2 separate regions of the Homo sapiens genome follow, and region 2 is linked to region 1. The links are chromatin contacts, found by Hi-C or POLR2A ChIA-PET in ENCODE. All regions are on one chromosome and are shown on one strand. The core of a region is the stretch at or near the end of the contact, and the rest is flanking DNA. Distances in the headings are between cores, read along the strand shown. Region 1 overlaps LINC00385 (long intergenic non-protein coding RNA 385). Region 2 overlaps LOC124903145 (a long non-coding RNA gene).

Evidence for each region. A loop is a pair of places that touch in the nucleus more often than their neighbours do. ChIA-PET counts read pairs that join two places held with the same protein, here RNA polymerase II (POLR2A). Pooled maps may share reads with other maps.
Region 2: a pooled map shows a loop between it and region 1 (2.2-fold over the local background). The contact joins two enhancer-like sites. A Hi-C loop is called at or near these places in 2 of 168 maps with a recorded cell type or tissue (GM13976 and PC-9), 2 of 37 single-sample maps with no recorded cell type and 7 of 50 pooled maps. POLR2A ChIA-PET finds 5 or more read pairs at or near these places in 4 of 52 experiments (BJ, CD4-positive, alpha-beta memory T cell, CD8-positive, alpha-beta memory T cell and 1 more).

What each region holds. Positions count from the first base shown.
Region 1 is chr13:30,156,267-30,159,052 of GRCh38, reverse strand. All of the region lies in intron 1 of LINC00385 (long intergenic non-protein coding RNA 385), which reads right to left. Among named protein-coding and RNA genes, the nearest start is that of LINC00385, 3.9 kb to the right of the region's middle. Within about 2 kb of position 1,377, at least 3 of the 41 ENCODE cell types and tissues checked have a DNase peak (open chromatin) inside an H3K27ac peak, as active enhancers do.
Region 2 is chr13:30,333,811-30,336,596 of GRCh38, reverse strand. The region is part of intron 1 of LOC124903145 (a long non-coding RNA gene); the gene reads right to left. Among named protein-coding and RNA genes, the nearest start is that of LINC00427, 15 kb to the right of the region's middle. Within about 2 kb of position 1,461, at least 2 of the 41 ENCODE cell types and tissues checked have a DNase peak (open chromatin) inside an H3K27ac peak, as active enhancers do.

The DNA.
Region 1 (2,786 bases), core at 128-2,627:
CCTTCCCAAACCCCAGACTTCCCAGGGACCCACAGGGCTCCACACAGTGCCGGAGTCGCTGCAGGCCTCCCTCACACACTGCCATATTTCTTACCAGGAGATGGCTCTCTTACCTCATTTCCAAACTGTACTACTTGGAGGAAAAGTTATTGATCAAACTAGTTTGTGGTCTTGCTGAGGAAAAATGCCTTCTGAACTCAGCTGGAGGAAACCACCAGGCAATGTGCCCTCATTGACCCTGCCCTGTGGTTTATAACAATGGGCCACCAGCATCCATGACTGGAGACCCTCCTCCCATTCTGCCATTCTGCCTCCTGAAGAATGCACTCCTAGACTAGCATGGAAGACATGGATCTTTTCTACCCCCAACATCCCAATGAGACCATCCTTAAATCAATGAAGCATAGCACTAAGGTCTGAATGTTTGTGCCTCTACCCCAATTCATATGCAAAATCCTAACCCCCCAGGTGATGGTATCAGCAGATGGGGCCTTTTGAGAGGTGATCAGGTCATGAGGACAGAGCCCTCATGAATGGGACTAGTACCCTTAGAAAAGAGACTGCAGAGAGCTAGCCAGTGCATACCACCATGTGAGGACACATGGAAGGTGTCATCTATGAGGAAGAGGCCCTCACCAGACACTGCTAGTGGCTTGATCTTGGACTTCCCAGCCTCTGGAACTGTGGGAAACAAATGTTTGTTGTTTATAAGCTGCCTCATTTATGGTATTTTTGTTATGCCAGCCCAAATGAAGAAAACAGAATATTTTTTTCTGTTTCAGAAAAAAATTTTCTGAATTTTTTTTCTGTTTCAGGAAAACAGAATAATTTTTAAAATACCTAAATGAGCATTAAAGTAAAATAGGAACAGTCACTTCCAAGATGGTTGGCTACAGTGTTCTTCTCCAACTAACCCTCCCCTTGAGAACAACTAGAAAACTGCATAAAATATTTTCGAAACTCTGCTGAGGGTATCAGAGTGCTCCCAGGGCAGTGAGGACTTGAGGAACCAAAATCAAGAGGAGAAGGGGATCACAGAGAGGGTGCCGGACATTCAGGTCCACTTTCCCTGCTGAAGCATTTGCCAATTCAGAGTGTCGGTGGAGGGGCTGAGAAGCTGAGTAGAACTTTGGGCAGTCTCACAGGGCTGGGGAAACACACCTCAGTGTTCAGGCCCTGCTGTGCAGGAGGCGGCCAGGCAAGCACTCCAGACTTTCAGGTGGGGCAGCGGACGGGATATCCCCAGGCAAAACGCTGAACCAGAAATAGACCCATCTTCACAAAGACCGAAACCAGCTTTGAATCAGCTCATCCAGTCTGGCTTAAGACAATCTGCCCCTGGCCTAAATGCCTGCCAAAAGCAAAAGTAAATCCTCTGCAGGCAGGCGGATAACATCATCTAGTATCTCAGATTATATCAATGATGTTGTATTTAGAATATCTGGTATTCAAAACAGAGAGATAGGTGTGAGACCCAGTTTGGGAACTGGCCCGGGGGTCTGGTTCAGCATATGATTTCTCATGAGGTGGGCAGTTCTTTGCAGAGGGGCCCATGTGATGGTGCTAACAGTGTTAGCTGCGGTGCAGAGGATGGTGTGAGCTGTGCACACTCTCTCATCTTCTCCAAACAACAGCTCGGGTGTCGCTGTTGTGATCTTTCTCATTTCACAGGTGAGAACACAGGCTGGGGGGTCTGACTTATGTCTATCTGACTACATAGCCTGCTTCTCCGCAGGGGCTCTTATTTGTGAATGTTGTGGGGTGACGGGCTCAAGGAAGATACTCACTCTGCGACTTAGCTTCAGGGCCTGGCTTAAGACTTGTTAAAGGAAACACTCATTTATCGGACGTCACATGCAGACAGCTCCTGGGTCTAAGAGGTACAGAGCACCACATCTGCAGGGGCGGCATGTCATACCACTTGGCTGGAGCTCCAGTGTCAACTTGCTGACGGCTGCTAATGCTGAGCAACGGTTGCCCGAACGTGGGACTGAATTCCTCCTCATCTCCTGGGAGGCCGGCATGGAAGGTGAAGCAGATGCCTTCACACCTCTGGGACCATGGACTGGGGGCCCTGCAGTGGGTTTCCCAGGCACGCCCTCAGGGAGTCCAAGCAGAAACCTGGAGCCCCGAGAAAGCTCTCTTGGGAAGTCACTGGGAGCTGCAGGATGTTCTTAGCAAGCACCTCATTCAGAGGGTTTTGAATTGGGCTCCTTGGGCCCTGGAAGTTCTTTGGAGCAATGCGGGGTGGGGCGGGGGAAAGGGGACAGGAGGGCTCGGCCCTGCCCAGCCCCGGATAAGCAGTATGTTTCACCCTGATCTGCTTTTTACATTGATGTTACACATAAGATTTTATTGTTTAAAATGTTTAACTTTTTTTTAATTTAAAAAAAGAGTCCAACTCTTTTTTTAAAAAGCTGCAAGATGGCCTTTCTGATCTAAGCTTATTGGAGAGATGAATATCTCAGGCCCAGTGAGGGTAGCTGATGTCTCCACACACAGAGACAATGGCAGAGCCATGAGCGTGGTTTTTCCCGACGACTTCCCCTGCCCTGAGTCAGGCCTGTAAAGACGGTACTAAAATATACACTGGATGATGTGTGTTGATGCTGAGCCTAGAAGACACGCCAGATTGTCCTCTACCCCAGACAGAAAGTAGTGACAGCCAGGCTCCAGAGGCAGGTATGGGCCAGCTAGTTATGACGGTGTTTTAATAGCAGGGCAGGGTTAAGGTCAGGAAGTTCTCTTCCTCTGAAATAGCTGGCCCCACAGCACAATGCCTGCCG
Region 2 (2,786 bases), core at 212-2,711, 180 kb before region 1:
CTGGTGGGCAGAAGAGTGTGATGACTCCAGTCCCCCGAGAAAGAGCCTTCTGGCTTGCCAGGTGAGAGGTATCATGAAACAGAAGAAGGTGCATATATGTTGTCATCAGGTGGCAGGGGAGGGGTGGTGGTGAAGAAGCTGATGGGAAGTGGTGTTGAGCCCCAGCTGTGCCCTATTGTGGTGGTGTGAATTTGAGGAAATATATATATATATACACACACACACACACACACACACACGTACATATATATTTACACAAATTTCTTTATATATATATATATATATATTTTTTTTTTTTTTTTTTTTTTGAGACAGAGTCTCACTCTGTTGCCCAGGCTGGAGTGCAGTGGCATGATCTTGACTCACTGCAGCCTCTGCCTCCTGGGCTCAAGTGATTCTCCTGCCTCAGCCTGCCAAGTAGCTGGGATTACGGTTGCATGCCACCATGCCTGGTTACTTTTTTGTATTTTTAGTAGAGACGGTTCACCATGTTGGCCAGGCTGATCTCGAACTCCTGACCTCAGTTGATCCACCTGCCTCGACCTCCTGAAATGCTGGGATTACAGGCGTGAGCCCCGCACCCGGCCAGTTGAGGGAGTTTCTTAAGCGACCTGAACATCCATATCTTAGTACATCAGTCGAACTACCATGATGATAACGATCAGACAGATTCTGTTTATGCTGTGTATAATAGAAAGCTGACTACGGTGGTGGACCCAAGTAAGGTCTTTTTCTCACACTTCTCAGGAAGTCCAGAGGTAGGCATTTTGGGGGGTGCTGGGAACATCTGTGACTCAGGTTGCTTCTTTCTTCCTGCTGCTTTCTCGAAGTGAAGCTTTTGTCTTCACACTGGCCTCTTCGTGGCCACACGATGGCTGCTCTACCTCCCACCTAACTCTGCATTCCAGGCAGGAAGGGAAAAAGGGGAAGCTCCTATACTAGGAAAGCAAAGCCATTCCCAGAAATCTCCAGCCAACTTCCAGCTAGAACCCCCTGGCCAGCATCTTAGCTACCAGTCTGATCAGACAAGCATTAGGGGGCACTTTGCCACCGTGAACAAAATTGGGATTTGTCAGAAAGGAAGAAGGTGAATGCAGATACTGGGTCCGTGCCTAGTAGCATCGGCCACAAATGTTGGTCGATTACCGGGCTCTGGGAGGTAAGAATGCGCTAACACACACAGATGTGCCCAGCTCTGTGCCGGACACAGAATGGACCCGCTACAGATGCTCTTCTTTCCACACCTCCACCCTGCTGATAATGTTTGATGGCTGTCCCCATCTTCATGGTTGGAAAATCTGTTGTAATTTGTGGTTTTACCACAAGGGGGCATGTAACCAGGAGGGAGTCAGAATCTTGGCTGTGCAGCCTTTGGTCCAACATGCACAGTGGAGGAGAAATCGATTGGATGTTTTGCAACAGGAAGCCCAGGGTGGACGCCAACTGGTAACTGGGCATCCAGACACGATATTGTGTTTCGTTGGAGAAAGTCAGTGTCTGGGCTAAAGTCCTTCCCCGACTACCCAAGTGGATTGCTCTCTTGTCCTCTGCGCTCCCAGAAGGATCGCTACCTAAGTTATTTGCACGGCTTTATGACATATCTTTGTTATTTCCCCGTGTTTACGTCCTGTGTCTCCGACCATGCTATGAACTCATTTAGGACAAGTCTGGCTTCTTGTCCCCTTTGTCCATGCTGTCCCTACCCCTGATCCTCTGACAGTCCAGTGCCTTGGGAGCCAGCCAGGTGAGCACCCTACAATGTACGCAATCCCTGCCCCTGCCTGACAGAACTCACATCTAAAAAAAAAAAAAATTGGGAAATAATGGGTCAAAGTAATGATCAGCAGTGGCTACTCACCTGAAAAAAAAAAAAAAAGCAACCATTTATCTTGTGCCTTCATAGAAGTACACACCTTTGATGAATTTGTCAAAAAATCAACCCTGAATCCAATCAAGCTTCTAGATATAACCACCAATTTACAGGACATAAAGGAGAGGAACATGTTAAATGATACCACAGAAATGCAATTAGCAAGAACCAGACTGTGGGAAACCCTACAGGACAAAATGACCCAGTTTCCTCAACAAATACATTGCCAGGAATCTAACAAATGTGGAAGACAAGCCCATAGATTAAAAGATGTTTAACAGAGATATCAACCAGTTGTGATATATATTTTATTTGGTTCCTGATCTGAACAAACTGTAGAAAAATATTTGAGGCAATTAAAGAAATTTAAAAACGGACATTGACCTTATCTATCTCCACTCCTCTTCAAATATAAGTTCCTAAAGTGTCCAGTTTACAAGTCAATTCACTCCTGGACAATCTAATATATATTTTAAACACTGGCCTGACTGAGAAATTATGTTTTTTTTTAGGTGTCATAATGATATTGTGATATGTTTTTTGAAAGAGTCCTTATCTTTTAAGGATGCATACTGAAATATTTTAGAGATAAAATGATATTAGGGATTTGCTTTAAAATAACACAGTATGGATGGAGGGGAATGGCTGGTTAATTCATTACAGATGAATTAAGACTAGCTAGCCAAGGACTCATGGTTGTGGAAGCTGGATGACAGACGCATAAAAGATCATTGTCTTAAACGCTCTAACTTTTGGTTATGTTTGAAATGTTCATAATAAAAAGAAAAGAAAAAGCTGAAAAAGGAAGAATCACTGGGCTAACCAAGCCATACCCATGGCTGACAGAGGTGGATTTACTATGGAACTGATGAAATGCAAGTGTGTGAGCCTGTCACCAGAGCAGGCCCCTCCCAAG